Regions from separate parts of the Homo sapiens genome. Here region 1 is linked to region 2. A link is a loop called in an ENCODE intact Hi-C map of the cell type or tissue named here. Cell type or tissue: mammary epithelial cell. All regions are shown on one strand. Links, peaks and the distances in the headings refer to the core of each region. The heading gives the core; the rest is flanking DNA.

Evidence for each region. A loop is a pair of places that touch in the nucleus more often than their neighbours do. Peaks named below come from ENCODE experiments on the same cell type or tissue, not always from the same donor. Only the 100,000 strongest peaks of a DNase experiment are listed, where the experiment ranks them.
Region 1: a loop joins it to region 2, with 6 times the contacts of the local background. A loop is called at or near these places in 7 of 110 quality-filtered maps.

The regions. Positions count from the first base shown.
Region 1 is chr1:223,420,222-223,436,245 of GRCh38, reverse strand. No RefSeq gene overlaps it. Among named protein-coding and RNA genes, the nearest start is that of CCDC185, 35 kb to the right of the region's middle. In mammary epithelial cell, for the core only: a CTCF peak has its summit at 6,698; a DNase peak (open chromatin) is centred at 6,665; H3K27ac peaks cover 387 bases.
Region 2 is chr1:223,125,364-223,141,387 of GRCh38, reverse strand. It overlaps TLR5 (toll like receptor 5), which reads left to right. Exons shown (of 6, transcript NM_003268.6): 3 at 4,125-4,210; 4 at 6,524-6,706; 5 at 8,749-8,913. Among named protein-coding and RNA genes, the nearest start is that of TLR5, 9.9 kb to the left of the region's middle. RefSeq lists enhancers at 11,650-11,839, 11,980-12,109. In mammary epithelial cell, for the core only: a CTCF peak has its summit at 7,544 (motif pointing left); DNase peaks (open chromatin) are centred at 3,797, 5,977, 7,177 and 7,457; H3K4me3 peaks cover 581 bases; H3K27ac peaks cover 654 bases.

The sequences.
Region 1 (16,024 bases), core at 2,681-10,680, 300 kb before region 2:
GGACGGGGGCCTCCTTTGAGGAGCCACTTTGATTTGGGAGATCCCTCATGGGCCTCGTCAAATCTTTCTTGGAACAGCACTACTGCAACTCTTCCAGCCCAATCAATCATCCTGCCTTCTCTCTCTCCTCCACAGGGCCCAGGCCAGCATCACAGTCTGAAGCCTTTCCTCCCTTCTCCTGCTTTTTCCTCTTTATCCTTCTGACATTTCCCCCAGTAAATCTCTTGCCATCTGCTTCCCAGAGGACCTGGACTAACACAGTCCCGAACAATTCTTTGATAGGAAGACCCATCGTTATGACAGAGGCAAGGGCTGTGTGACCTCCAGGCCATTTCCACCTTCCTCCTTGACCTCAAGACTCTTCTCAATTTGCGCTAGGGGACAAGCACATCTTTGTGCCAGTTGGGTTAGATAAGATTTTCCCTCTTGGCAAAAGTTCCCGCTTGGTGTGTGCTTATCTTTCCGATTGCTCCTGGCTGCTTTTGCTCTGAAACAGACACCAGCCTAGATCAAAGATGAAAATATCTAGAGCTGGCAGCCTAAAGCAGCTACCATACAAATCAGGATCTCAACCCCCTTCATTGTTTTAAATAGGAAAATGAATCTTCTGGTCCCTCAAATTACACCTGGTCATGTAGAGATAACAATGAATTATGTGCATTAGAGAAGCAATCCTTTAAGGAAGGCATGCATGTTTCACGGTATTTAAGTCCAGATTTGAATGTCAAAGGGATTGTATGTGTGGCATTTTACTGTAAATAATATGACAGATTCTTTTTCATCACCTCTAAAATACCAAAGAGAGGAAAACAAATAATATGGCTGTTTGGCCAGGTTGCTTCACCGTATCCCTTAAGTCCCTACGTGATGAGAAAATTGTGAAGGGAATGAGCTGGGGATACCAACATAGGCAGAAAGCACCAATCAATTCTGAATGTACTTCCCTGTGGCACATTTACACGAAAAGGGCACCAAAACGCCCACAAGAGCACCTGCCTCTCTGAGATTAGCAGGCCAGCCCTCAAAATTATCCTGCTCATAGAATCAACAAGGTTAGAGGTATAGAGAGGACTTGTTTGTGAGCTGGGCCTGTGCTCAGCACATCTAACCTTCTCTTGGGCCTTGCTGCCCTTAGAGACGAGGTCGCCGTGGCGGGAGCCCCAGGGTCCTACCTGGGTTGGTTCACCTCTCCCACAGACCTGAGCAGATTCCCAGCCTTGTCTCTCTGTGGTTCCCTCCAACCTAGCCCCTGTGTTTTGGTGGCCATTTAGGGTCCAATCCTGCCCTTGCCTTCACTTTGTACCCATGCATGTCTTTCTTTATCCCCCATGGTCTTCGCTGCTGCGGTTTCTAATATGTTTCTAATATGCTGTTTCTATTCTGTGTGTCTACATCATTAACACATGCTCTGTGTCGTTTAATAGGTTCTATTAGGCCAGGAGTGGTGGCCTACACCTGTAGTCCCAGCTTTTGGGGAGGCTGAGGTAGGAGGATCCCTTGAGCCCAGGAGTTTGAGGCTGCAGTGAGCCATGATAGCACCACTGAACTCCAGCCTGGGCGACAGAGCAAGACCTTGTCTCTAAAAAAATTTTTTTTAATTAATTAATTTTTTAAAATTCTATTACTACCCCAACTTTACAGATGAGTAAACTGAGACCCACAGAGATGATGTCCATTCTTCAGCCTGACTTTATAACCTGACATTTTTTCTATGTTTTCAAGGGCGTAGAGTACATTTTTACCTTAATATGCCCACCCTTACCTCTAATGTATCATGTCCAAACCTCACATAATCATTTCATCCTAAAATACATTATCTTCCCATCCCTGTCCCACCTCCTCACCATCTATCTGTCTGTCTATCTATCTATCTATCTGTCTGTCTATCTATCTATCTATCTATCTATCTATACATTTTATATACATTTTGTGATATGCATTTTATGTGTATATCTCTATATAAAATAGAGATGGGATCTCACTCTGTTGATCAAGCTGGCCTTGAACTCCTGGCATCAAGTGATCCTCCCATCTCTGCCTCCCAAAGTGCTGGGATTACAAGCCTGAGCCACTGCGCCCGGCCCCTGCCATCTATTTTTATTTACACTCTTTCTTCCTTCCTAATTACATTATTTCTAATAGTGCAGCTCCAATTTTTCCAGCTCCCAAAGACAGAAATCTAAATTTTCTCTCTTCATCATCACAAAGTCCTGTCATTAAAATGTCCTTCCTTCAAACGGTCATTCTTCTGTGGGTTGGAAGAAAAAGCATTACTTTAAGAGGCTGGCATAGAACTCTTCTCAGGGAGAGAACAGTATTGTTTAGAAGTTAAATTTAAGGGTATGTCTGGGCTACTCTGGGCACACTGCCTATAGGGTAACCCTGCTCCACAAGAAGCAGAAAAAATAAATAAATAAAATAAATACATTAATTAAAATTATTATTATTTTTTTTTTTTTTAAAAAAAGGGTGTTTCTGGTTGGAAAACAAGGCCCTCCGGGTATGGCTGGAGTAGGCTGGGGAGTGAAAGTCCTGAGAGGTCAGACAGCTGAAAGGAAGGGGCCTTGTTCCCCAGTAGCCACTTCCCTTATTCCTCTATTAAAAAAAAAAAAAAAAGGAAAAGAAATTCCTAAATTTGACAGGGCACAGGACTTCCCAGAAGAAAGATAGCAAATCCTAGTCCCGTTTGCAACTAAAGATGAACTTTTGCCCCGGTTCTAGCCAGTGGTAGACATGCGGAAGTGGCCAAGGCAACTTCTGGATATGTTCCACTTGAGTCAGAGAGAAGAAACCAGCTCCCAGAAATGAGACAGGCCAGGTGCGGTGGCTCACGCCTGTAATCCCAGCACTTTGGGAAGCCAAGGTGGGCAGATCACTTGAGGTCAGAAGTTTGAGAGCAGCCTGGGCAACATGATGAAACCCCGTCTCTACCAAAAAATACAAAAAAACTTAGCTGAGTGTGGTGGTGTGCACCTGTGATCCCAGCTACTTGGGAGGCTGAGGTAGGAGAATCACTTGAACCCAGGAGGTGGAGGTTGCAGTGAACCAAGATTGTGCCACTGCACTCCAGCCTGGGTGACAGAATGAGACTCTATCACAAACAAACAAACAAGAAGTGCGACAGAGTGACAGCATGAGTTCAAACAAACAGCATGAGAAATGGCTGTGCAAGCATAAGCCTTTGCAATCATAGAGATGACAATGCAGGGAGGCCATAGGTCTTCCTGGGGGATATAGGAGGGTTGAATGTATTTTTACTAAATCCCAAATGTGACTCCACTGCACGTTTGCATTAGATTTAGATTTCTCCAGTTTCCATTCCCGTAACTACCACTTCATGTCTAGATTAAGACAGTTTCCAAGCCTGTCTTTCTGTCTATTGTCTTTCTCTGCTGCAGTCCCTCTTGTATAAAGGCCAGATTTGCCTTTCTACAACACTAATGCAATCACAAACACGAATTCATCTGCTCAGGAGTCTAAATCCTTCCCGTTGCCTACAGGGCAAAATCCAGTCTTTATACTTGAAACCCCACTTTCCTTGCCAAGTCCTCCCCGTACCCCACAATCTAACCACCTCCCTTAATACAACCTCCTTTCTTCCAGCTATTCAGGCCAAAAATGCTGGAGTCTTCCTTGAGTGCTTTCTTTCTCTTACATCCCAGCCTGTATCCTAGGCAACTGTCAACCTGTTCAGACCACCTTAAAAATATGCTCAGCCTCCCCTACTTTTCACCTTCATAGCCACCCTGCTGGTCCTGCCATCATGTTCATTTACCTGGGTACTTAGATTCTCTCCTGACCTGGCTTCCTGCTGCCTCCCTAGTGGCAGCCCAGTAGCCAGAGAGAGGCTGCTAAAGCTCTCTTCATGTCACTCAGAGTAAAAAAAAGTCCTCTCTTTTTATTTTATTATTATTATTATTATTTGAGATGGAGTCTCATTCTGTCACCCGGGCTGGAGTGCAGTGGTGTGATCTTGGCTCCCTGCAACCTCTGCCTCCCAGGTACAAGTGATTCTTCTGCCTCAGCCTCCCAAGTAGCTGGGATTACAGGCCTGAGCCACCACGCCCGGCCAATTTTTGGATTTTTATTAGAGACAGGGTTTCACCAACTGGCCAGACTGGTCTTGAACTTCTGACCTTATGTGAGCTGCCCCCCTCAGCCTCCCAAAGTGCTGAGATTATAGGTGTGAGCCACAGCACCCAGCCAGAAAGTCCTTTCAATGGCCTATCAGGCCATATACAATGTCTCCCCATTACCTCATCAACTTGGTCAACCAGGCTCTTCTTGCTTGTTTCACTCCAGTGCTCCTGAAGATATGCAGATTTAGCTCCTACCTCAGGGCCTTTGCCCTTGCTAGTTCATCTGCCTGGATCATTCCTCCTTCGGGTCTTCAGATAGCACAATCTATCAACTCCTTCAAACCTTTGCTCAAATGCCACTTTCTCAGTTAGCCTGAGAAATATAACCATTATATTTCTCATGTAACCATAAATATTTCTATACATATAACCATCATATTTACATTTTGGTACTTTTCATCCTCTCCAGGTTGCCCTTTCATCTTCCTTGCTTTTTTTCTCTTCCATAGCACTTATCAGGTTCTGAAAAATGTACAGTTTACTTATTATTTTATTTGTTACATTTCTCTGCCCGCCAGAATGTATGCTCCATTATATTTTGGTATAGTGGACAGAGAGGTTTGTCCATCTTGTCTTTTGCTGTGTTCTCAGGCCCCAGCTCAGTGCCTGCACATAGTAGGTGCTCACTCATATTAGCCAGAGCTCTCCAGAGAAACACAGCCAATAGGATATGTATAGCTATCTATAAGAGTGGACACATTATGGGAATTGGCTCACATGATTATGGAAGTCAAATGCCATTTGCAAACTGAAGGCCCAGGAAAACCGGTGGTGTAATTCAGTCTGAGGCCAAAGGCCTGAGAACCAGGGAAGGGAAGGGGTGTGGATGGGGTTGCTGGCATAAATCCTGGAGTCCAAATGCCCCAGAACCAGGAGCTCTGATGTCTGGTGGCAGGAGAAGGTGGATGTCCCAGCTTAAGGACAGGGAGACACAATTTGCCCTTCCTCCACTATTTGCTCTATTCAGGCCCTCAATGGATGAGATGGTACCCATTCACATTGGTGAGGGCAATCTCCTTTACAGGGCCCACTGGTTCAAATGCTAAACTCTCCAAGAAAGACCTAGAAATAATGTCTATCATCTCTCTGGGCATTCCTTAGGCCAGTCAAGTTGACACATAAAATTAACCCTTCTATCACTCTTAGCTGCTGAATGGACTTTATTCACCTCCTCTCATCACCCCATCCCCTCTGGCCCAGTGTGTCACCCTCAGCTGGCCCCACCTAGCCTGCGTAGGTCTGCGTCAGTTCCTCACCCTGCTGGGGTCCTCCTTCCTTCCCTTAGCATTCATGCCTCCTCCATGCCTCCCTCTCAGCCCATTTCATTCCACACTGACTTCTCCCTCCTTTGGGTTCCTTTGCACTTGTAATATTTTGGACAAACATGGTGACTTGGCTTGATCCCATCACATGGGGCAGAAACTAGCCAAGTGTAGAATTTCTCAGAGATGAATTGCTTCTAATTTTTTTCCCCTAAAACTTGTGATTCAAGCAAAAAGAGAGGAAGAGGAAAATGGCATGTGGCCATTGCAAAGAGATGACAGCTCAGATAGACAAACACAAAGGCCATTCTCTGTAACACAGAGGACAAGGGTGTGAAGTTTGCAAGATCCAGCTCCAGGAAAACAAGTGGCAATCATGCCTGCTGAAGCCACAACACACGGTTGTTTGGAGAGGCCCAGAGCCAGCACACTGGGAAGTCTTGAAGGAAAGAGGGAAAGTGGCCCAAGCTGGCAACTGGTGGGGGCACTGGCATCTTGACTTTCCAGGGCCAAGTTATAAGCTGTCACTGAGATGTTCTCCCAGTCCTCAGAGTTTATATACAGTGTCCATACTTGGTGTTTGCACTAAGGATTATGGAGTGTCACTTGCGGATGAAATTTATTCACATAAGAATATGTTAGAGCATTTGGAAGGAATGCCATGTTTGGAAGAACAGTGCCTAGTTAACCTGCAAAAATATTCCAGGGGAGCCCTATCCCATAGAAAGGAAGTCCCTCTCAGGGGTGGATGGCAGCCCATAAGTTATGCACAAAGAGTCCACATACCAGAGCATTGATTTTTTTTTCCTCATTGTTTCACATATATTAGTCATTTCAAGGAAGTTAATAAATCTGTGAAGGGCCAGGATCGTGTCATGCTATACATGTTATACTTTCTCCTCCAAAATGCTTAGTTCTGAGCACATGCTAGGTTCTGGATAATTTTTGGATTGATGAAGTATAAATTAAAGGCAAATGTCTTCCTATTTCTATGTGAGGGCTTAATAAGTACAGATCTAATACCTAGCTGTTTTCTGAGAATCCAGCATTGGCACTATTTTATATTACCCTGTCCACATTTAAAAGGTGCCCCATGTAAAGTGAGAAAATAGATTCTGAAAAGGATTGAGGCAGCCTGGGAATTATTCCAAGAGAGACTGTTAATCAACTCATGGCACAGAATCAGAGAAGGATATTTTGGGCTGCAGAGGGCAAGCTCATGCAAAGCACAGTCACAGCCCTGGCAATTTCAGGCCCATTTGGATGAGTCAAGAGCGGGCTATGACAAGCCATTTCCAGAATGGTCTGTCCACCCACCTACCACCAGAATGCACCAGAGGCCTTGGCACCACCAGCTACCCTCTCTCAGCCCATTTCTGCTTACAGAGAGGTGTCCTTTGGAGAAAGACCAACTCTGTCCCACTTTCTGGGATCCATCATCTCTGGGACAGTGGCATTTACAGCTGTTCTCCTCCCTCCCTCCCAGCAAAGGCCCAGAGTAAATCACGTCTCCCAGGGACTGTTTGTAGCACTTGCTGGTATGAGCTGTGGGGCTCTGCAAGGACCCCTTTTTCCCATCAGCCTGCCGTCCAATCTTGGAGTAATATAAGGGGGTCCAGCTATTGGGGGTCATTGGGAGGATATAAATGGGCATTTGAAAACTCACTTTAAGCACCTCTCAGGACTGCTGAGAACCTTCTCTGCTTCCAACCAATCATGTCCATTCCAGAGGTTTGCATAAAACATTTCATCCCAGGACCAAGCAAATGCATTGTATTAGGTGATCTCCAATATCCCTTAATATCCCTTCCAGCTCCTGGAAGCTATGGTTCTAAATTCAGGGCTTAACTAGCAGATGATGAAGGCTCTTCACTTATTTTCCTTTGCTGCCTGCATTTGGTATTTCACCTTGTTCCTTATCTCTTCTGCCTTATGGAACTAAGGGTAAGGAGAAACTCAAATCCATCATTTTTGCAGTTTGTTGGCAGCTCTAATTCACCAGTTTTGTAATTTGTTTGCACCTGCTAGAAAAAGGTTTGTTGGGGAGGGGTGATGGAACTTGCTATGGTTTGAATGTATCTCCCAATGTTCATGTGTTGGGAACTTAATCCTCAATACAACAGTGTTGGGAGGTGGGGCTTAATAAGAGATGATTAGGTCATAAGGGCTATGCCCTCATGAATGGATGAATGTTGTTATTGATGGAGTGGGTTAGTTATCAAGAGACTGGGCTTATTATAAGAGCAAGTTCAGCCCCCTCCTGCTCCCTTGCTCTCACACTGTCTTGCCCTTTCACCTTCTGCCATGGGATGATGAAACACAAAGGTCCTCACGGGATGCTGTCACATGCTCTTGGACTTCCCAGCCTCCAGAATCATAAGCCAAATCAACTTCTATTGCTTATAAATTACCCAGTCTCTGGTATTCTGTTACAGCAACACAAAACAGCTAAGACACAACCATAGCCTGGTAGGGGAGACAACAATGCAATGGAATAAATACAGGTAAAGTTTCTTGGAAGCATAGACAGAAATTGACAAATTGCTCAGGAAAGGGAGAGAATACTTTGAAAAGTAATGTGCTGGCATTGGCTTCGGGTCTTAAGGAAAGCTTAGGAGTTGCCCAGGCCTTTAACTTTCCATCTGCCAAGAAACCACTGTTCCATCTGCCAAGCAACACTCCCTTCAGCAGTTCCTGTGGCTGGGTCTTCTCATCCTTTAAACTCGCATTTCACCTGTCACTTCCTCAAACCCAAGTGTCCGTTGACAGACACCTGGATGTTTTAAAATGTGGTATAAACATACAATGGAATATTATTCTGCCTTAAAAAGGAAGGGAATTCTGACGCATGCTACAACATGGATGAACATTGAGGACGTTATGCTAAGTGAAGGAAGCCAGTGACAAAAAGACAAATACTTTATAATTCCACTTATATGAGATACCTAAAGAAGTCAAATTCATAGAGAAAAAGAGTAAAATTGTGGTTTCAGGGTCTGGAAGGAAGGGGAAATGGGGAGTTAATGTTTATTGATTTACAGTTATTGATTTTCGGTTTGGGATGATGAAAAAGTTCTGGAAATGAATGGTGGCGATGGTTGCTCAATAATGTGAAGGTACTTAATGCCACTGAACTGTACGCTTAAAAATGGTTATAGTGATACATTTTATGTTATGTATACTTTGCAACAATAAAGAAAGTTTAATTATAGCAGAAAAATACAAATTACCATCTCAGAGAGGCTTTCCCTGGCCACCTAATTTAAAGAATTCACCCCACCCCAGTTCCTTATTTACTCTTTCTTTGTTCTATTTATTTCCTTCCTGTCATTCACCGCAATCTTGTACTTGTTTCTTGATAAGCTTCATAAAGACAGTGACCTTGTCTGTTTTGTTCGTTACTGCATCATTCTTACCTGTGCTTGGCGGACAGTAGGTGCTTAAGAAGTGTTTATTGAAGGAAAGATTGAAAATTCTATAAAATGCAAAGTGCAATAGATATGTCAAAATTGTTATTCATCGCACATGGCCTTTCTCTATCTGGAAGGATTCCATGTAGTGAGAATAGTTCAAGACCAAGGAAATCCAAATGCAGATCACCTTGTTGCTAAAGGCAGCAACAATTTGACTTGGAGTACCTTTTGAGATTGACTAATAAAAGGCTGAAGCTAAGCCAAGAAGTGGATTGATGAAGCTTCAACAGGTCATGTCTCCCTGAGGCTGCTTTTGGCTGCAAGAACAGAAACTTTAGCTCAGAGTGGTTTGGACAAGAAACAGTGTATTTTCTCACATTAAAAAAAAAAAAGCCTTGAGGTAGGGCTTCAGGGATTAGCTAACTCAGTGTCCTAGTAAGCCAGCAAGGCTCCAGTTTCTTTTCATTCTTCTGCTCTGCTCTCTTCCTCAAGTGAGCTTTATTCTTAGGTCAAGATGACTGCCTTAGTTCCATGTGTCACACCCGGACACAAAGACACACTATTTCTGCAGAAGAAGAGAAACTGTCTTTCCTTGTGTCTTTTTTCTGGGCAAGTGAAGGGATCTTTCACAGAAGCCTCACAGATTTCCCATGATGTGTCCTTGGCCAGAGATGCAAGCCATGGTCATGCCTAAATCAGTCACAGGCAAGGGGAATAGGACCACTATGATTGGCTTAGACTCGTATTGGCCTTTGGGATTGGGGATGTGCCCTCCCCAAAGGACATGGCAAGCTGAGGAGGGGAGATAAATTTTATCCTTGGATAAACTTTGGCCCCTTAGGAAGAAGGGAATACCTGTTGAAAAGGCAGACAGTAGCATCTATAGCAGGGTGAAATCGGGGGTTTGGATCCATGCCACAATATCCACCCTGCCATGGAAGCATGGATCATTCGAGGTGGGACTGACTGTGGAGAACTATAGCAGACCTCAGACCCCTGCTTTTTGCCCACCACTCACCTTAGCTTATCTTGCCTGGGGTCAGACTGGCTGCAAAGGGTGGAATAAAGTGATATATCCCTAGGAACTTGCTATTAAGCCATGAAAGGACAGGGAGGACACTTAAATGCATATTACTACGTAAAAGAAGCTAATCTGAAAAGGCTACATACTGCATGATTTCAACTCTATGACATTCTGGAAAAGGCAAATTGATCTGATTGATCAGCTTTCAAAAAGATCAGCAGTTGCCAGGGGTTGGAAGGCAGAGGAGGGAGTGGTGCAGAAGAGGCAGGAAATTCAGCAGGCCTTGGAGGCCGTGATGATGGGACATCATGGAGGGCTTTAAGCAGGAGCACGACATGACCTAACCTCTGCTGTCAAAGGATCACTCACACTGCTGTGAGGAGGATGTGCTATGGAGCGGGAAGGTGGGTGGCAGGAGTGGAGGCAGGCAGGGTTGAAAGACCACTGGAATCAACTAGCTCAGAGACAGCACGGGCTTGGTTTAGGGTTTCAGCTGTGGAGATGGAGAGAGGTATTTGGACGAAAGGCCCGCTTTGGAAATAGAGCCCAAAAGCCTTGCCAAACAGACTAAGTGTGCATGAAGGAGGAAAGAGGCAAATCAAGGATGACTTGTAGGTTTTTGGCCCAAGCAATGATGATGTCACTAACTGGGTGGGAAATATCGGGAAAAGGAAGGACCTATTTCAGTGAGGAGGGAAAAATCAAGGCTTATGTTTTGGACATGTGAAGTCATCTGGGTGGATCAGCCCTCTAAGTGGAGATGTGAGGAGGTGCTTTTGTGGAGTCTGGAACACAGAGCTGTAGATCCGAATCTGAGCAGTTTATGGATGGGTTTTAAATCTGGAGGAAATCACTTAGGGAGAGATTGCAAAAGGAGAGGTGAACTTACTAGCTGTGTGAGTTGAGCATGTTATTTAGCTTCTCAAAATGAGCTTGATTTTGAACTTGTCTACAGCGAGTTTTTTACTACCTGTCTTGCAAAGTTTTTATAAGAATTAAATTAGGTAATGTGTGTGAAAGAAACTAGCACAAGGCTCAGCTCATCGTAGAGTCTAAGGAAATATTTTTAAAAACTCTAGTATCCTCCATCTCATTTCTTTTGGAAATAAAAGTATTCGTATGAGCCATTAAAATCAGATCTACACAAAGTGAGTGTCCAGGATTTGACCTTTTTGTTCTCTGATTCATCAACTTTCAAAATATTATTCTGGGTCAGTTTTGTAGCATGTGCTCTGAGGGATGGATAAGGAAGGATTTATATCACATTTCCCTGCTAAGAGAGCCCACATTTCCTTAGATAGATGTGCAGGCAGGTGGGGTGGGGTGGGGTGGTGGTGGAATGGGGCAGGCATGGTAAAGGAAGTAAAAGGAGAAAAATAGTATATTAGGCAGCATATAATGGAACAGGGATGAAAAAGCTCAAGATTTCAAACCTTATTCCTCAGGACAATGGTGTCATTGGGCCAGAAATAGAAACATCGGAAGTGGGGTTCATTTTGGAAGAAGAGAGAAATGACATGAGCTCAGTTTTGGCCAGGCTGAGTGTGAGCTCCAGGCAGAGCTGCCTAGAGGAAAGGTCAGGCCCACAGCTAAAAATAAGGAGTTTATGTAGCTCAAGAGAGAGGCTGGACCAAGAGCTAGAGATCTAAGGATCCCCTGATGGAGGAGATGTTTGGAGTCTTGAGATTGGATGAGGTCACTGATGAAAAGTCCATGAAGATAGCCTTTTCTAAGATGGCTCTTTCATTGCTATTTCATATTTCATGTGGTTATTTATACTTGGCTTCCCTGTTTAATGGTAAATTTAGTTGCTCCTTCACTCTCTCAAAGGAGGCTTGATAAATTGCTTTGCCTCTCTTAGCTTCAATACCCTCGACTCTAAAATGGGACTACTAACACCTGCATAGGATTAAATGAGATTTTCTATTAGGGTGGTTAGCACAGTGAAGGGCACACAATAAGTACTCAATGAATATTAAATATTGTCTTGATTTTATTTATTTGATTCACCAGTAACTAAGCAGGCTCAGAGAAATGCATGGACATGGAGCACTTGGCCCCTGATATGAAGTGGGAAAATGAGCCTGTCCTTCCTGGGACCCAGCCTCAGGAATCCCATGTTGCAGGGTCTTCCCACTGCCCATGCTCCCTCACTGGGATTGGAGGCTGTCTCCGCACCTCCCACCTTCAGGAGACACCCAAGCTGAACCAGACCATTGTCACTTGCTCTTCACTAGTCTGTGCTCCCAGAGAGGGGGTTGAATAAAAGTTTAATTAGATTTCTCAGAGTTTCCTAATGCCAGCAAGAGAGCCCTCAGGGTGTCTGATGAGTCAGTAGCTTCGGGCTACTTCTGAATTATTTTTAGGGCCATAACAAGTCAGCTCCTAAGGCTTGAGTCTCTGGCTCAGCCATCACTGAACAGGCTTAGAGACAGGAGCACATGGTCCTTGACTTTCTGATTTCTCCCTCTCAGCAGCCAAGAATATCCTATGGGACGACTGGGCAGGGGTGTATAGGGCATGTGTTCTCTTAGAAACGCAGCTGCTCCTCCCCACCATTCCCCATCATCACCAATTTTTTTCCTAAGCGATTTTGAAACAACCACAAAAGGTTTAGAACTGGCTCAAATTCAGATCACATGGTGATGTGGCTCACAAAGGTCTCAGAAGCCAGCTGTGTTCTCATGTCCAAGAAGAAGACCAGGCTTGGCCATTGCTTGAAAAGTAGCAAGCATTCCCAGCCCCCAACCCTGGCTTGGAAACATGTACACATGTCTTTAGATAACTCAAAGAATAGCCCAAATTATTTTTTAAAAAAATTTAGTTTTGACGTAATTTTTCAATTTAGAGAGAATTTACAAGAATAGTAGAAAACATTTTACTCTAATGCCTCAAATGTTAACATTTTACTACATTTGTCTTATCCTTTTCCTTCTTACCATATATATTGATTGTTGATGTAATAACTGATAAGATTGCTGCAATGTTATTTTCCAGTCTATAGACTTTATTCAAATTTCATCAATTTTTTCTGATAATTTCCTTTATAGCAAAAAAAAAAAACACCCAGGACTACGTATTCAATTGTTGCATCTCTTTAGTCTCCTTTAATATGGAACTGTTCTTGAGTCTCTCTTCATATTCATGATGTTGACTTTTCTTCATAGTACCAGACAGTTATTTTGTAGAATGTCCCTTAATTGGGGTTTTTCCAATGTTTCCTTGTGATTGCATTTGGGTTGCATGCTTTCAGTGGCAATGCTGTAGGAGTGGTGTTGGGTTCCTCTCGGTGCAGCTTATCAGGAGGCACCTGCTGAACCCTTGTCTCATTACTAGTAATGTGAACTTTGATCCTTTGGTTAAGGTATGAGGACTAAGCTCTGATTTTTTATCTTGCCCAAGTTCCTCTCTAAGGGGTCTGGGGAGTCATGCCCTGCAAACCATGGATTCTCATCAGATGGGTTTTATTTGACCCTGTATATTGTGACTTGCTTTTCAATCTGACTCTGGCATAACATTATGAGACAAGGAAGAAAATATTTCACTCCAAAATATATCTTCTTGCCATGACTTGAAATTGCCCTGCAAAACCTCTTGTGGGAAAAATCCACATTCTATAGGGAATCCCTTCTCCCCTTTGTTTTCCTTCCTTTCCTTCCTGATCCAGGAGATAATCAACTAAGAGCCAGGCACCCTTTTAGGTCTGAAAAGAAACATTTTACAACCTGCTCTCTCTTTGAAGTCTGCTGAGAGATTCCTCTGCACTGTAAAACTTGGTTGCCACAATCCTTTGTCTTAACCTGAACATTCCTTTCCATTAATCCCAGGTCTTCAGATAAACTCAACCAATTGTCATCCAGAAAACGTTTAAATTTACCAATAGCCTGGAAGCCTCTGCTTTGAGTTGTCCCGCTTTTCTGAACCAAGCCAATGTATTTCTTAAATGTATTTGATTGATGTCTCAGGCCTCCCTAAAGTATATAAAACCAAACTGTACCCTGACCACCTTGGGCACATGTTCTCAGGACCCCCTGAGGGCTGTGTCACAGGCCATGGTCACTCATATTTGGCTCAGAATAAATCTCTTCAAATATTTTACAGAGTTCGACTCTTTTCGTTGACAGGTAACATCAGCCAAGTTTCTCCATGGTAATATTACTTTCTAAAATAATAATGTTATTTTACTTTGTAAAGTTACTTTGTAATTAATAAGCATCTTGTGGGAAGGTACTTTGAGATTACAAATATGTTCCTTCAAATTTTACTCACTAGCTTTAGCATCCATTGATGGTTCTGGCCTGAATCTATAATAATGACGATGGTTGTCAAATGCTGGGTTTTGTTTTTCAATATTATTCCTTTTACATGTATTTGTTGACTTTCTACTGTAAGGAAATCTATCTTGTTTATTCATTTATTTATTTACTAATTTATTCCCTCATATTTAAAAAACAAAACTGTCAGCATAAAATTAATCCTGGTGTGAGCATTTTTCCTTGATCCCTCAGCGAGAGTAAACTTGTCTAGGCCTGTCTGGTGAGCTGGTCAGCTGGTTAGAGGAGTCATTTTGCAAGACGTGAATTGCACTGGAGCCCTGAGTGTGGCTGAGGGGAATTTGTGTTGGGTTTCTGGACCAGGGGCAGGGTTGAGACAGCAGCAGGTGAAGGCTGAAGACACTGTCTGGCATGAAAGACTAGGAGTCTAAGAATATGATCAGCAGGTATGTGTGTCCCTGTGACAAAGTAGGACTCACTGTGGGGGACAGCAATGTTCATTATACGTATTCTGGAAACACAGCACCCTGTACTGTAGAACACCTGAAACCAGTAGCAGTGGCAGTGCAGGGGAACAGGGGCATTGGGGGCTCACTCCAGCCATGCCAGCCACTCTTACTTTCAGGAGGATGGGAGTAGGAGAGAGGCAGAACATGGCCCACATGTCAATCATGATGGCTGCACTCACTATCCAGTTCATGAACATGGGGGCCTCCTCTGTGTACTTCCAGGGGCAACCTTGCAGGGGCCTAAGAGCTTATGTAAGCAGGCTGAGACCAAAGCCAATTAAAGTTGAGGGGTATTTCATGCTAGAGGCTGGAGACACCATGGGATATGAATTCTGATCCATACTGTGTTTTAGTCTGGCAAACAGTCCTTGAAATTTTTAACTAATCAAAATAGAGGCAGGGCTTGGATTTGATCCAGAGCATGGTGCCAAGTTGATAAGCGGCTCCATCTGCCAGCCTCCCATGCTTTTCAACACAATTTGGTTGTGTCCTGCTCATTCATGGGTCCTTCCTTGGGTTTTGCATGGCACAGCAACAATCCTTCTCCTGCAGTGTACTACACATACCCCAAAGGAACCAACTCTGAGCTAAGCACTTGTGTAGAATGGCAAATGCATAATAAGACTTGTGTCAAAGAAAATACCCAAGGAAGAGAGCATGAGGCTATGTGGTTGCATGAGAAAAGCAGCTTCACCAAATCTACCAATTAGCTCCCCAGGGAATTATTTAATCCCATCTTTCATTTAATTGAAGACCAGAACATTATTATCTCTGGCATGTGAAGAAGGTATCCTAAAGAAAATTTACAATAGTATTAATTTATCGTTGATTCAAAGATAACTTGAGCTTCCTAAATTACAGTTCCGTTGTATTTGGGTATCACATCAAATCAAGCCCAGTGCACCTGTCTTTAAGAATGAAGAGATATGACGTTAGGAAGCCTTAATTTGAAACGCTGGGTGCATTTTTCATTGTTTTCACTTTAGCCATTTTTGCCTGGAAGTTGCTGGTGGTACAGTGTTTTATACAATACAGTCTTTACATCAAGTTTTAGAAAACATGCCAAGATTTACAAAGCAGGATAGCCATGCTCTCAAATGTTACTTCTGAAGTTATTTTCTTGACACTTTGAGATAAGCTAAAACTTCACTCCTGTAGCGGGGCTAGATGGTGTCCCAGTATCTCAGACACCTGTCTGGCCACGTAGAGTGTACCAGAGGTAGTTCCCTCTTTACAGGTCAGGGATGGGCACAATGAGCTCATCTGTTGCCCTTGGAAGCTGCATGTGTGAGGGCCTCCCACGCCCCCTCATGCAGAAGTCATCCCACCTGGATTGGGGAGTCACGTGGAGCTCACCAAATAGCTGTCAGAGAGCCCTGACCTGGCCAGCAGGGCCCTTCTCA
Region 2 (16,024 bases), core at 3,361-11,360:
CCTCTTTGGATATTTACAGCTCTGAGCAAAGCAAAAAGCATGTAGGTGCCATTGTCTGAATGCAAAACCAGCCATGCCAGGTTTTCGGTGTTGTTTCTGAGGAGGGAGCGCCTCTCTGGAGGACGGTGTTTCCAGAACAGTGCCTCCGTTGTTCATTCCCGTGCATCAGGAAGTTTGGCTCTGCTGAGTGTTGAAAGCAAAACTCTCCTGTTTATTTGTCTCTGTATACTAACAGACTTAAACAGCAGACAGCACTGGAATGTCCAGTTACTGCATCCAGATGTGTTTGTTTCACTCTTAACATTGTGGAAAAGAATGCAGAAGGCAGATCCAAAGCTTCAATCAGATTTCTGAAGCTTAAGTGATTCCCAGCCTTGGTCCCTTAATGTGAGAGCAACAGCGTATAGTGTCTTCCGCTCTCTGGGACAAACCCAAGTTTGAGGCATAGTCCCTGCTGTCCAAAAGCTCCTAGGTCTAAGTAGGAAGACAAAACCAGCACCTGTGAAACAATTAGAGCGCAATTAAGTGCGAAAGTATGTGGCAGCATCTGCTAGCTCAAAGAAGACAGCTAGTGCAGACTGACTGGGAAAGGAAGAGAGAGCTTCACAGAGCCAGCTGGTGTTCAGCTTGACTTAAGAATGACCATCAAGGGCTTGGCCAGGCCTAGGAAAGGAAGCATGAGGATATATGAAGCTCAGAATAATGAAAGGCACTTGCTGCCCAGAGCCAATTCAAATTCCTGCCTTCCGGGAATTCTGGCTGTGGGTCCTGCCACTCTCTTCCTCACCCAGCCATGATGCCCTTCTTATAGCATTCTAACCATGCCTTTTTTTTTTTTTTTGAGACAGAGTCTCACTCTGTCACCTAGGCTGGAGTGCATTTGTGTGATCTTGGCTCACTGCAACCTCTGCCTCCTGGGTTTAAGTAATTCTCCTGCCTCAGCCTCCCAAGTAGCTGAGACTACAGTCACGTACCACCATGCTCAGCTAATTTTTGTATTTTTAGCAGAGATGGGATTTCACCATGTTGGCCAGGCTGGTCTCGAACTCCTGACCTCAGGTGATCCACCTGCCTTGGCCTCCCAAAGTGCTAGGATTACAGGCGTGAGCCACCACACCCAGCCTGACCATGCGTTTTTTGTGTGCCTCCTTTACTTTATGCCTACTCTCCTATGCTCAAAATGCTCTGCTGACCAATCCCCTACATTTTTTAAGAAGCAGCTCAAATGGCACCTTCTCCAGTGAAGACTTCCCTGGCAGGCCCCTACCCGAGTGTTTGAGCAGAGTTGGAGGGTTTCTCCTTTGTTCTCCATTGGTCCTTGCATAGACCTCTGTTGAAGCTCCGTATTGTCCATAGGAGTTAAGGGATCTTTGACTCACTCACTGAAGCAGAGCTGTGTCTCACTTACATAGGGCTCCCCTGAGCCGAATTTGGTGTCTGGCACATAAGAGGCGTTTGATAAATGATTCTTGATTGAAATTCAAGCCCTTATAGGTAACAGTGAAGTGCCCCACCAACTTGGAGTAGAAGGCACAGGTTATGTGTTACAAGGAGTCTCAGATTGGATAAATTAGATGGAGCCAATTCCTAGAGGCCTTGAGGAGTCTGAGTGTAATGCAGTGGTGGTGCTCAAAACTCAGAGCACCCCCTATTGCCTTCACTATAGAATTCTAGAGTCTTCTTGATCTGCCCCCAGCATATCCTCTTTAGCCTCATCTTCCACCAGCTCCCACCTTGAGCCCACAAATCTACCTTCTGAGCCACTGCAGCCCCAGGTAGCTCCCCAGGCCTAGGCTCTCTCTTCTCCTTTGTCCATGCTGTTTGGCAGCCTTGGCCAGGAATGCCTACTGCTCTCCCTAGCTAATTCCTGATCATTAATACTCCAGATCTGAATCCCCTATGTGCAGAGGCCCCTCAGGCTGGGTTTTCAAATTCTCCTCTGTGCTCCATAGCACCCTGCACAGCCTCTAACAGCATTTATCACACCCTCTTATGGCTGCTGGTTACTTGGCCATCTCCCTGCTGGGATGGCTCCCTGAAGGCAGTGATTGAGTTAATCCTTGATGTATCCCCCATCAGCTAACATTGTTCCTAGGAGATGGTGTCCAATAAGCATTGGATGGTAGGCTGAACCAGAGTGATAAAAATATCAAACGAAGGACAAATCTAGAGACATCTGGAAGGGGAAAACTAGAATTTGGTGATGAGTTATATAAAGAGAGTGTATTAGTCTGTTATCACACTGCTAATAAAGATATACCTGAGTCTGAGTAATTTATAAAGGAAAGAAGTTTAATTGACTCACAGTTCCACATGGTTGGGGAGGCCTCACAATCATTGTGGAAGGCAAGGGGGAGCAAAGTCACATCTTACATGGCGGCAGCCAAGAGAGCATGTGCAGGGGAACTCCCATTTATAAAACCATTAAATCTCGTGAGACTTATTCCTTATCACAAGAACAGCACGCAGAAGACCTGCCCCCAGGATTCAGTTACCTCCCACTGGGTTCCTCCCTCAACACGTGGGGATTATGGGAGCTACAATTCAAGATGAGATTTGGGTGGGGACACAGCCAAACCATATCAAAGAGTAAGGGACAAGGTTTTTTCAAACCTATGAGGCAGGTGGAGATGGTGTGCTGCAGGTGTAGGATTCCCTGGCCTGGGGAGAAGTCCACTTATATGTCTCTGAGTACTACGCAAAAATTTTTTTGTTTCCTGGAGGATTTTCAAAATTCAAAATATCAAGTCACTTTGAGACATATTGAGTCTGATGTTAAAAAGGAAATGTTCTAGAGTCAACTGAAACACACACTTTAAGTACAAGTGAGGTCAGGCCTAGAGAAAGATTTTGGGAGCATAGTGGCAACAGTTTAACTTGTGAAAGCAAATGTGGTCACTGATGGAAGAAGCCTGAAGCAGAGAACAAGGTCTTGGGGAAACCTAGAAGCCATGGGGGTGGGAAAAAGAAAAGTATCTGTTGGAAAATAGAATGATAGAAAGATAGGGAAAAAACTAAGGAAGCCAAAGGAAGAGATATTTCAAGAAGAAATAGGTGGCCAAAGCTGCCCAATGCTAAACAAAACAAAACAAAACAAAACAAAACCCACAAGGAGATTCATAGAAGAAAGAGGCTGGGTACAGTAGTTCATGCCTGTAATACCTTGGGAGGCCAAGGTAGGAGGATTGTTTGAAACCAATAGTTCAAGACCAGTCTGGGCAACATAGTGAGACCCCTCCACCCCCACCCCCACACACAAAAATTATCTGGGCATGGTGGCACATGCCTATAGCCCCAGCTACTCCAGAAGCTGAGGTGGGATGATCACTTGAACCCCGGAGTTCAAGGCTGCAGTGAGCTCTGATCGCACCACTTCACTCCAGTCTGGGTGATACAGTGAGACCTGGTCTCAAAAAAAAAAAAAAAAAAAAAAAAAATTTAAAAAGCCAGACCTGAGGAGGTTAAAGAGAGGCTAGTTACTGAGTTACTGGGCAATGGAAACATTGGGTGGGGTTTTTAGACTTTTTGTCTGAGGAATTTGGCCATAAAAGAAAGAAGGAAGGAGGGGTCTGCTCAAGAGAAGACTTTCTGTTTGTTTTATGGTAAGAGAGATCTGCCTCCCTTTGACCACACTAGGGAAGGAGCTCATTTATGCTAAAGGAATATGGATAAATATTCATATTGTTCACTTGGTTATATTTCATTTAAACCTTCCTCTCCTCCTTTCCTGTCCTCTGCAAGTGCCCCATAGAACTTTCCTTCTGGGGAATTGCCAAAGTCATGGTATTGCTAAATCCAGTGACAGGGTGTTGCAACACAGAAATCATTGGTTCTCACTTCACTGGCCTGTAATGAGACTCCCTCAAATGCTTCCAAACAACTTTCCTTCCTAATAGTGCTAGTCAGGCATTTTCTCTTTTACTGTGCACAAATTAATAACACAGTAAAAGCAGCAATAATAGCAAATGCATAGATAGCAGTTACTCTGAGCTACAGACTATTGTGAGTACCTTTGAGGGGTAAGTGGTGAACCAGTATTCAAGCTTAGCATATTTGTCTTCAGGGTCCATGTACTTAAACCACTATGCTAAATTCAAGATAAGTAAGTTTGTATTTTACCATAGATTGATGTTCATGTTCCTGACACTACTACAAGATTCATACTCCTGATGCTACTGACAACGTGGCTTCTCCACAGTCACCAAACCAGGTATCTCTCTGGACCCAGGTTCACTGTGGGTTGGACTAGCTTTAATAGTCAATAAGGCCAGGGACAATGGCACACGCCTGTAATTCCAGCACTTTGGGATGCTGAGGCGGGCACATCTCTTGATCCCAGGAGTTCGAGACCAGCCTGGGCAACATGGCGAGACCCACTTCTACAAAAAATAGAAAGATTAGCTGGGCATGGTAGCATGTGCCTGTAGCCCCAGCTACTTGGGAAGCTGAGGTGGGAGGATCACCTGAGCCGGGGGAGTTCAAGGTTGTGCCATGATCATGTCACTGCACTCTAGCCTGGGTGACAGAGTGAGACTCTGTCTCAAAAAAAAAAATTTAAAAAACAGTCAATAAATAATTTGATAGTCAACAAGCAATCTGCCACATGCAAAGTATTGCAAGGGACCAAAAAATATAAGCTATATGTCCCATCTCATTTACTCTTCATAACCATCCCATTTTACAGTCAGGGAAACTGTCTGGATTTGAACTCAGAAGACCATGATAAAGGCAAAATCAGAAGTCACTTTTAGTCCTGAGTTTCTGGGGTCTGAGATTCCTCCTCATCTTGGTCAGAGATATAACTGGGTTCAGATAGCTTCAAGACTACCTTTTCTTTTATTTCCCAACCTGTGAACCAAAAGGGTAGTGAGTGTGAATCTCTAGCATGCACAGATGTGCAAGAAATACTGCCTCTCCTCTATTTTCTAGATATTAATATTAGTTTAGAGCCTTCATCTCATCTGGCCAGCAACCATAGAAATCACCCCAGGTTGTGTCACTGTGTCACAATTTCAGATCTCTTATGCATTGCCAAGATCCCAGGGGCTCGGGTGCAGGTATCTCCTGCTCCCCCATCTGGTCCACTCGGGTTACCACTGAAGGCACTCTTGTGCCTGTCTTGCCTAGCAAGTCCTCACTGCTTCCAGACCACATAGCTAACTCACTGGGGTCCTGCCAGAGTCCTGTCTTCCTGGTGCTGACAGACCCCTTTTCCCTTCCTGTCTTCCTGTTTCTAGAAGCATGTCTCTCTGCTTTACCCATCAGCACACCCCACCCCTCTTCCCCCAACTTGGCAAAGACTTTGTGTCCCCAACCTAAGGCCCTGTTTGGAAAATCAAAGCCAGAAGAACTTGCAGGCTATTCCTGGTAGGGTTCTGACATATACCTGCCCTGGACCAATGACTAGGGAGCTGGCTACAGAGGTGGAGGTGAGCCTAGGAAAGCAGAAATACAAGGAGAGGGGGAAAAAAAAGTCAAATCTCAAAATATCTAGCCGCAGACATAAGCTCCTCTGAGGGTAATTTCTTGAGGGGGGAAAAAGTTGCTATTTAAAGCTAGGATATATGTGGTTCCATTTTTTTCATCGGTACATTAATAACATCATTTTCCACTATGTATCTTCAAGATCCGGTGTAACAGCCTTGCAAATTTGCCAGAATGAAGAAGGAATGTTCTGCTTCAGGGAGGATTGGCCCTGGTCTATGATTGCTGTCATGATGATACTCAGCAAGTTTCCTTAGATAACTTCAGAGTTAACAAGGATTTAAAAATGCTTCCATTTCAAACTCACCGTTATACATATGCAGAAACTGAGGACAATGAAAGTTAGAGTTGTCTAGGATACCCAGACTGTGGCTGAAGGAGGACTAGAACCGATATTTATCCTCTCCCAGCCCAGCATTTTTGCCATGGTCTCATGTATCTCGAAAGTAACCACCACTAGCAAGTTGGAGCCAAATCAACTAGCTGACTCCCTGCCCTGACTCAGAATGGAGCATAGCCACCCTGGGCAGCCTGCCCAGGCAGATTCCACATGCAGTAAACCTCCTTCGGGTCCCAGGACACTGGGCACAGGGTGGGGACCTGTGCTTCCAGCAGGGGTGCGCTCCCCAGCCTCACCTGTCCCTGCTTACAGTCCCTCAGGCAACACCAGTGAAATCATCTTCCTCTCAGGGCATCCTCATCCTGGCCTGAGTGCCCCCCACCTTTCCTTCTCAACCTCTTCAGGGCTTACCTTGCATCAGGGGGTGTCTCCAGCAGCTGCAGGGTGCATTGGATTTTATCTGCCTGGGAAGCTTTCTCTTGATTCCTTTGCTAGCCCAGCACAGACTACACATCCCTCTCAGAACAGTTCTCAAGTGTTTGATACTCTCTCTTCACATTCCCATTTCGTATCTAACTGATCAGGTTAATAGGGTTCCTAGTTGCCGGTCACCACCCCCACCCCAGCTGTTTCCAATTTACATCACACTCCAAATGATTTTTGCAGCGCTTAGCAGATTGTCTGTGTCATTACTTTCAGGGATGCTATACTGGACTTCCCTACTCTCATCTGCTCCAGCCCCCTGACCTTATAGTTGCCCAGCTTTCCTGGCAATTGACTTTGCCCATCAATACACAGGATTTAGCATCCAGGGAAGATGTCGGAGCCTCAGATGTTAATTTTCTAATTGAGAATGTTGGCGCTGTCCGAACCTGGAGACAGGTAGGGATGTTCACTTTCTGGGCGAGCCACCTTTTCCCGACGATTTTAAATGTTGTGCTAGTTGTTCGTTTTTAATAATCACTAAAAATTATTTCTTTCAATCAGATGCTTTAAAATTGTGTGCTAAAGAGTTATAATGTGCAAACAACGGGGAAGCCATTCTGTACCTAAACCATGTGTTTTCAACATAACTTTTCAGAGTATCAGCGCCTTTGCTTGCTGCTGTTTTTGCTGTTTTTTGATGCTGGGAACCACCACCTAAAGATAGTAAAGAAAACACAGGAAGCTTTCCGGTAACTCATGCTAAAGAAACACAAAATCACCCCAGTGCCTTGAGAAATTTCCTTTCCCTCTCTAACTTTCCCCTTCAGTGTTCTAAAGGGAAGGCGTTTCTGGTAAGGTGTAGTTGCGTAAATGATGGCTGCCTACTTCAGCAAGCAAGAACTGTTGGAGTATTAAGCATGGGTAACTGGATATTCTGGTTTGGGCACTGGAGGATCCCTGGAAGCCGGAAGCAGGCTGTTGCTGCCGGGGTAGGGGCGGCGGGGGTGGGAGGTAGAAACTTATTGCTGTGATTTTATAGGCAGTAAACTGATGCTTAGAGAGGTTCAGCACTCGCCCAAGCTCACACACCTACTAAACTGTGGAGCTAGGATTTGAATCCAGCTACAAATTTAGTTGTCATTGAAATGTCTAAATGCACTCTACTGCGCAAGCGATAGGAACTTCCCAGCGGAGCTCAGCTCAGGGACGCTTGCAGCTCCCCGCGCCCCGCTCGACTCTCCGGCCGCGGCTCCGCGGGCTCCTCCCCCTCGGTCCCTGCCCCTTTTGCGCCCTCTGCTGGTCTCTAGGGAAAGCGCATCTCCTGAAATCAGAAGTCGCACCCAAGCTGTCCCGTTTCCTTAGCTCCTAGTAAAGCGATATGACCCATCCATCCCCTCCTCCTCAAAGCCTCACATGAATCTTCTTTGAGGTACTCTCTGATGCTTCACTCTTCAGCGCTGAGAAAAATGGGGAGGAAGGGGAAGTGAATGTATTAGTATAGCCCCTTCTCAAAACCAATCGTGCAGCATCTTAGCCATGCCTTATCCTGGAAGAACGAGGCAGCTCACGTGGGCATGGGGGTAATGAGCAGGGAGGCAATTACAGACTCTTAGGTTCTCACCGCTAACAGTGTGGTCAGTGGACCAGCAGCAGCATCACGTGGGAGCCCGTTAGAAATGCAGACTCTCAGGTCCTTCAGCCACAGCCCTGATGAATCAGAATCACCGTTTCAAGGAGGTCTCAGGCGGGCCGTTTCAGGTTCCGAGCTCGCTTTGAGGCTCTGTGGATGTTTTGCAGCATATTCAATTTTGTTTTGTTCAAAGGTCACAGTGACAACTAAGTTTGCAGCGGGATTCAAATCCGAGCTCCACAGTGTAATAAATGTGAGATCTTAGACAAGTGCTTAACCTCTCTGAGTTAATCATCTATCAAATAATGAAAAGCACTATAAGCCAACTCTTCAACTTTCAGGACATTGTTCACCCGAAACCCGAAATCCAATAACTGTGCACTGTCTTCTAACACAGCCATAATTTACCTAGATGTACCGCTTAGAAATGTCTCACTCTCATAGTGACCTTAGTTCTATCTGTCCCTAGAGAGCCGCAAGACCATTTTGTCTGGAAGTTCTCTGCTCACTGGACAATAGGGACAGTGGAATTGTCCTCATCCTTGTGCTTGAGTCTTTGGAAACCAAATGACCCCAGAAATGTCATGAAAGAGATTTTTAGGTCCCAGAGGAACTGAATGGCTTAGACACCCACCTTCTGAACAAGAGGCTGGGCCAGAGATTTCTCAAGGTCCCAACTTCAACCTTGGTGTTCTGTCCGCCTTGATTTACAAAATGGTCTTGATCTTTTCCAATTAAAATTCCATTTAGTAGAGATACACAGAAAGTTTGCAATTCTTCCACAAGAAAACTGCTGTATGGCATAGAAAAATATCTACATAATATTTTTTGTTTCTTCTTCTTAATTAGCTTTCCTATTTTCCCTTAGGAAAACAAAAAGTCCTTTCTCCTGATTCACCAAAAAATAAAATACTGACTACCATCACTGTGATGAGATTCCTATAGTCTCAGGAACTGAAGTCTTTAAACAACCAGGGACCCTCTGCCCCTAGAATAAGAACATACTAGAAGTCCCTTCTGCTAGGACAACGAGGTAAGTGCTTCTGGTAAAAATGTGTCATAGTGTGTCTGTGTCTGTGTGTGTATGATACGTATATAAATATATGCATATTTGTACATATATATATACATATGTACAAATATACATACATATAAGGTCTCTCTGTCGCCCAGGCTGAAATAAAGCAGTGTGATCATAGCTCACTGCAGCCTCAAACTCTTAGGCTTAATGATCCTCCTGCCTCAGCCTCCCAAATAGCTCAGACTACAGGTGCACACCAGCATGCCTGGCTAATTTTTCTGTTTTTTGTAGAGACAAGGTCTCACTATGTGGCCCAGGGTGGTATAGAACTCCTGGGCTCAAGCAGTCCTCCCATCTTGGCCTCCCAAAGTGCTGGGATTACAGGCATGAGCCACCATGCCCAGTCCTGTCTTCAAAATATTAATGGAGAAAAATATTGCTGGGGTACTTAAGTTGTGCCAGGTACTACAGGGGGATCCTGCATGAATGAAACTGAGTGCCTGCCCCTCAAGACTTACAATCTAGTGGAGAAGGCATAATATAATAAAAATGCCATGATGGAAATGTACCCAGAATACCAGGGGACGGAGATAAAGAGTGCATATAGGCCAGGCATGGTGGCTCATGCCTGGAATCCCAACACTTTGGGAGGCCGAGGCAGGTGGATCGCTGGATCCCAGGAGTTCGAGACCAGTCTGGGCAACATGGTGGAACCCTGTCTCTACAAAACAAAAACAACAACAACAACAACAAAAATTAGCTGGGCATGGTGGTACAAGCCTGTAGTCCCAACTACTTGGGAAGCTGAGATGGGAGCATCACTTGAGCCCAGGAGATTGTGGCTGCAGTAAGCCCTGATTGCACCACTGCACTCTAGCCTGGGTAACAGAGCGAGATCTTGCCGCAAAACAAAAAAACAAAAACAAACTAGTGCACATAGAAGTGTGAGAAGTGCATGTAGAATTCTCATGGCAGAGGTGGCTTCTGAGGTGGCCTTTGACGGGGGAGTTGGAATGGGATGAGCAGATGAGACATTCACGAGCATTCCAAGCCCCAGGACCAGCCTAAGCTGAGAGAATGGGGATGAGGGCAGACTCTGAGAATGGCAAGTTAGATCTCGAGCACAAGGCAGTGATGGGATGCCAGTGTAGATACAGCCAGGAAGGCAGGGTGGCTGGAGTTTCCTGCTCTGTGAAATGAAAGGGTTCAAGCCCTGAGGGCCTCTCTAGTCAACCATTCCAGAATTCACTTAGAGTCTGTGGTGGGGACCCTGAGGTCATCCTGAAGAGTTTGAGTGATATGAGCATGAGGAGTCAGTGAAGACTTCTAATCAGAGTCATGCCCTAGGAAGCCCCCTCAGATAGTAAGTGAGGGGTGTGTGTGTCAGGGTCAGGCTTACTATGGGAGACTAGCAAGGTGGTGTCTCCCATATCTAGAGGGGAGGCAGTGGAGCCTTGCAGCCAAGCAGTGGCTGCAGAATTGGAAGAAGGGGAATGGATGCTGGAGGCATCCTGACGTGAAATTCACAGAACTGGCCACCAACAGCATTGATGCCCTGCTTAAAGCTTCTTCCAGCTGGGAATTAAGGAAACCAGAATGACCTCACCCTCCTGGTTAGATTTTAAGGATATATACACTAAAGACAGAAATAAGGATCCATGAGCAAAGATGAATATCAGGCAGTGTCTGACCAGTGAGAAAGGTCTCAGAATGGCTATAGCCCTAAATGCTCTGAATTTGGGGGAAATGCTACAAAGATGCAAAATGATTTTTCAAGCTCTGTTCAGATAAGGAAGAAGGAAGCAACAAGCTCACTCTCAGAAGCAGATGGTGCAATGGTATAATACTAGCAGATAACCACTCCCTGGCAGGAGAGAAGTGATGGCCCAGGTAGGAGAGAAAGAAGCAAGCAAGTGACGTGGGGCTGTTCTGAATCTGCCCAAGTCCTTCTCAGACCGGCCCATCCAAGGAACCCAGAGAACTGGCAGAGGAGCCCTCTGCACCTGGCAGCCTTTTCTGCAGGGCCACGAAGAGGGAGGGAGGCACCAGGCAGGATGTGAGCAAATTCATTCATTCAGCAGATATTTGCCAACATAATACATTCTAGGTGCTGGCAACACAGTGAGTCAAAGAGAACCAAACAATACCTGGCCTCTGGAACAAAATTCTGATTCACAAAAAGGGACACAGGTGGGCTTTTAAACCACAAACCAGCGAGCTTGACAACAACTGTGGACAAATTTCTAGAAGAGGTTTAGTAGGTGGTCTGCAGCTCTGTGGAACGGTGCGGGGATCCCTGTATGTCAGCTTGTGTTTCTGAATGGCCAGTCACAGAGAACTCAGCTTGTTTCCATCCTGACAGGGTTACCCTTTTCTAGCAACTCTAGGAATTTGGCAGGGCATTTGATAGTCTCTCAGGGTACGCCCCAGCCCCCACCCATTGCTAATGGAATAAAGACTGCACATAAAAGTGCACATAAAAGGGAAATTTAGGCTACACTTAATAGACGTGCTTTGTATTATGGAATCATAAAGACCTAGAGAGGCAAACAGACCCTAATGAGACCACCGGGCATCAGTAAATAAATCAACCGTTCTGCAGTGCACAGAAACCTCGTGTGCTGATTCTCTGAGTCCTCTTTAGAGAACAGTAGTTAGTTGTCAGACGTTTAGCCCGCTGTGTTAATCCCTGATGCTAATGACTGTTGCTGCTCAGGCGTGTGATGGCTCTGAGGAGAAACCTGGGTAGGAGCTCGCTTTCCATTTTGCCCGCATGAACGGACTGCCTGTTCCTGGCCGTGGAGTGCATTTTGCACTCACGTTTGCACGAGTGAGCTGCCCTCCCTCCCTGACCTTGTTGGCCTGAGTGTGACTGCCTGGGGCCCAGTCACACCTCCCTGACCCCAGTTTCCTCTCCCAGTGGCGCTGCTGGGTGCTGTTCCCCGGGACTGCGGCAGAGCCCTCCTCGCGGGCCTGACACGGTGTCCGGCCGCACGGATGACCGGTAGAGGGCAGCAGCGCGCTCCGGGTCGGTCGGGAGCAGGGCCTTCCTAGTCCAGAAACCGCGGCAGGTCCGCTGCTGAGGGCCAGGGCCTGGTGGGCTAGGGGCAAGAGCAACGTGGTGAACCGGTGGGCTCACTCTGCAGGAAGAAGAGAAAGAGGAGACGTGGAGAAGTCGTGCTGACCACATGGCGTATCGGACACTGCACATTTATGTGGGCCCCAATGTGCCTGGCGCATGGTTTCTGCGACAGGAGCCCAGCCGTCAGGTGTAGACGTGCAGGAGGCTGGCAGATGGGCTAGAAAAGCAAGGAGGCTCAGCACTTGGAGGTGTCGAAAGAGGGTTTGAAGAGAAAGCCCGGAGTGCCTGGAATGGTGGGGAGGCATGAAGAGGCTGACACCATGAAAGGCAAGGACAGTTCAAGGGCACTTTCAAGGCCTTCAGGGAATGGTGCAGAGAAGTGAGCGCGCGCAACAGCTGGAGAGGGCGGTTGTGAGGAAGGTCGGAGAGAAGGCCCTCCTGTCACTGGCAGAGGGTCTTGACTGCAAGTTGTCCAGGTTCTTGGCGTTTTGAACAAAGAATTGGACAAAATACCCAGCAAAGCAAAAAGCAACCAATCGGAGGCTAGGAAGAAGCTACAGTTATATTCCTATGCAAATGAAGACTCGACAGGCCATCAGTCTGATGGGTTGTGGACAGCAGTCATTCAGAGGCTGGAGTGAACTTACAAAGTTGCAAATGAAGACTCACCTGCAGTCAGTCTGATTGGTTGCGGACAGCCAATTTCCCATCTGCCACACAGAAAAGGACAAAGGGAGTAGCGTCTGGTCCTTTTGTTACTTATGCATGGAAAGTTAGGATTTTCCTTTCAATTTAGTTCTGGGAAGTCGGTGTGAAACAGACTTAGGTTCCCTGCCTCCAGACCCTATTCTACTGCCTCACTCCCACATTGTTCCATTGTCAGGAATAAACGACTCTGGGGGTAAGGTGGACCTCCAGATGACGACGAAGGTAGAAGGGGAGGAGAGGCTGAGAGGCTAACCTGCCACTGGGACCCAGGGCCAAGGCCCTTTGTGATTGAGGGGAAGTGACCACAGATCAGCAGATGATGACTGAGAGATGGGCTGGAGCAGGACCGTGGTCCGGTCCTGAACAACACATGCAGCCATGCCCAGAGATGCTAGGCTTAGAGGCTAACATGCAGTAGACAGCTGCGTGGCCTTAAGTTACTTAACATCTCCGGGCTTCAGTTTCCTCATCCGTAAAATGGTACCTACAGTAATGGTACCCAGTAATAGTACCTACAAAAGACTGGGAGGATGAGGGAAGGGAGGGAGCTCCCAGCTGTGTGGGGAGGAGCATACGGGCGAGGGTAACCCCCCATATGGTATTATAGGGATTTGCGTCTATTTCTGTCCTCCCTCCAGACTCTAGCCTCATGGTTCTCAGACATGGGTATGCATCAGAATGACCCAGATGCATTAAAAACACTGCCAGGTCCCAGCCCCAGAGCTTCTGATTCAGCGGGGCTGGGGTAAGGCCCAGTAATTTGCATTGCTCGCTAAGCCCAGGTGCTGCTGCTGCTGCTTGTTCCCGGACTGCACTGTGGGCACCACTGCTCTGGAGTCTGCAGAGCTCCAGCAGGGACTCCTGTTGAGGAGAGACGGGCATATAGTGGGAGCCCAGGCCTAGGACGAGTAACTCTAGGACAAACAAAAATTCCAGATACAGTGCAAGAAGAGGTAGTGATGAATGAAAAAGCGATCACTCCAGCAGAGCTTTCAAGTCATGGTGGTTTATGAAGGGAGTTAGAATTGCACCTGGGGAGCAAGTGCTGAGGTTAATGGCAGTGCAATTCCCCGTCTGTTTTATTGGAACTGTTGTCAGAGGCAGAATGCTGGGCTGGAGGGACTGTGGCCCTAGCAATGTTTTGGACTTGACAATGCCCATTTGTTGGGCATGGTTCCGGTGGGATGCTGTATTATGCAGCTAGAGAATGTATTTGTCCTGGAAGAGTTCACTTTGTTCACTGCCCTCGAGCCTTTATCCAAGGCTAAACCCACATGCTGTACCTACTTTTGGAATTGGTCCAGGAATTTTATACCTGTGTGAATTTGGAGAAACTCTCTCAGACACCCATTTGGAAATGCATTAGTGTTTTTCTCAGTGAGTCCTCCATGCTTGCTGTTCCAATGGCCCTCCAGGTTTGGGCCCAGCACCTGCCAGGAGAAGCATTCCCTCTATAGCTTCCACCTGACCACAGCCAGCCCAAGCCCTGCTCAGAACCCCAGGCCTGCCAGCGAGCCTGTGACTGGAATTATCTATTAGGGATCAAGCATTAACTTGACACAGGAGCAGCCCTGGCTCAGCTGGAGGCATCCGCATGCTGTGGTGCCCCAGGAACAGAGGCACCCCTGAAATGCAAGCTGTGTGTTTGCTGCAGAGACACCATGGCCCATAACTCCCCAAGCATAAGTGAGCAGCTCTGCTGTCCAGGCAATGAAGTCAAGAAAGGGAACCAACCCAGCTAATGGCTGGGATTAAAGCTAAATGAATTCAGCTCAAATGAAAGGGATACTGACCCTTCTCCCTCTGGCCTCATTAACTTAATTAACAGTGCTTGGCAGGAGTATTGAAGCCTGCATTGATTGTTCTGTTTCTGTTTTTCCCCCTCAAAGCCCTAGATACAAGTTAAATCAGCCTTAATAATAAAAACCCAATACTCAACAGCCCTCAGATTTTCTTACCAGCCCTTCTTCCTCTAAGAGAATCACTTGGTTTCTGAGTTGGAGGGGATCCATTAGACCAACACTTCTCAGAGCATGGCCTGAGACCACTAGCTTCAGAGTAACTGGGATATGGCTATAAAATGCACTTTCCAGGCCTCAGAGGCCTGTGGAACTGGAATATTGAGAAGTCCAGTTTGGGTATTTGTAGTGGGTTTTGGGGGTTTAATTTAATTTTTTTAATTGTGGTAAAATAGACATATAATTTTCATTTTATAAAAAATGTCCATTTTAATAATTTTTAGGCAGACAGTTCAGTGACATTAAGTACATTCACTACTGTTTGTCTCCAGAATGTTTTCATCATCCCAGACTGAAACTCTGCCCATTAAACGCTAACTCCCCATCCTCCCCTCCCAGCCCCTGGTAACTTCTGCTCTGCTTCCTATCTCTGAATTTATCTATTCTAGATATCTTGTAAGTGGATTCATGCAATATTTGTTCTTTTGTGACTGGCTTATTTTACTCAGCATAATGTCTTCAAAGTTCATCCGTCTTGTACCGTGTGTCAGAATTCCATTCCTTTTTAAGGCCGAAAAATATCCCATTATATAGACAACAAATTTTGTTCATTTATTCATTCATTGGTGGATATTTGGGTTGTTTCCACCCTTTGACTATTGTGAGTGATACTGCTATGAATATTGGTGTGCAAATATCTGTTGAGCTTCTGCTTCCAGTTCTTTTGGGTGTACACCCAGAAGTGGAATTGCTGGGTCATGCGACAGTTAGTTCTGTGTTTCATTTTTTGAGTCAGTACTGTTTTTAAGCAGCCCACATGGTTCTAAGCTGCAGTCAGGGTTGCAGCCAGAAGACCAGGTGATCAGACTCTCTGCTGGTGGAGTCACCTGAAGACTCTGAACAACCCTGGATGCCCAAGCCACACTCCACACCAACTAAATTTGTAATTTTTTAAAGTCTCCTGGTGATTCCGGTGTGTAGCCAAGTTTGAGAACCATTGGTTTCCATCAGTGATTCTCAAATTTGAGTGTGTATAAAATTCACACAATGGCTAAGGATACAGATTCCTGAGAGAGCACACCACCACCCCCCCACCAACACCACAACCCCCACCGCCACCACCATCACCACCAACCACCGCCAATCCCAAAGAGGCTCATTTAATGCATCTGTGGTCAGTCTGGGCTTCCTGGGTCTGAAGACTTCCCAGGTGATTCTAGTGTGTAGCCAAGGCTGAGAGCTACTAATCTTGTTAAGTCTTTCAATGAAACATGAGAACACTGAGAGTGTGAAAGGTGACACACTCTGCCCAAGTCCCTGAGCTCGTTAGGTTCTGAGTCTGCACTCATTCCCAGGGCTGATTTTCAAGACAGTC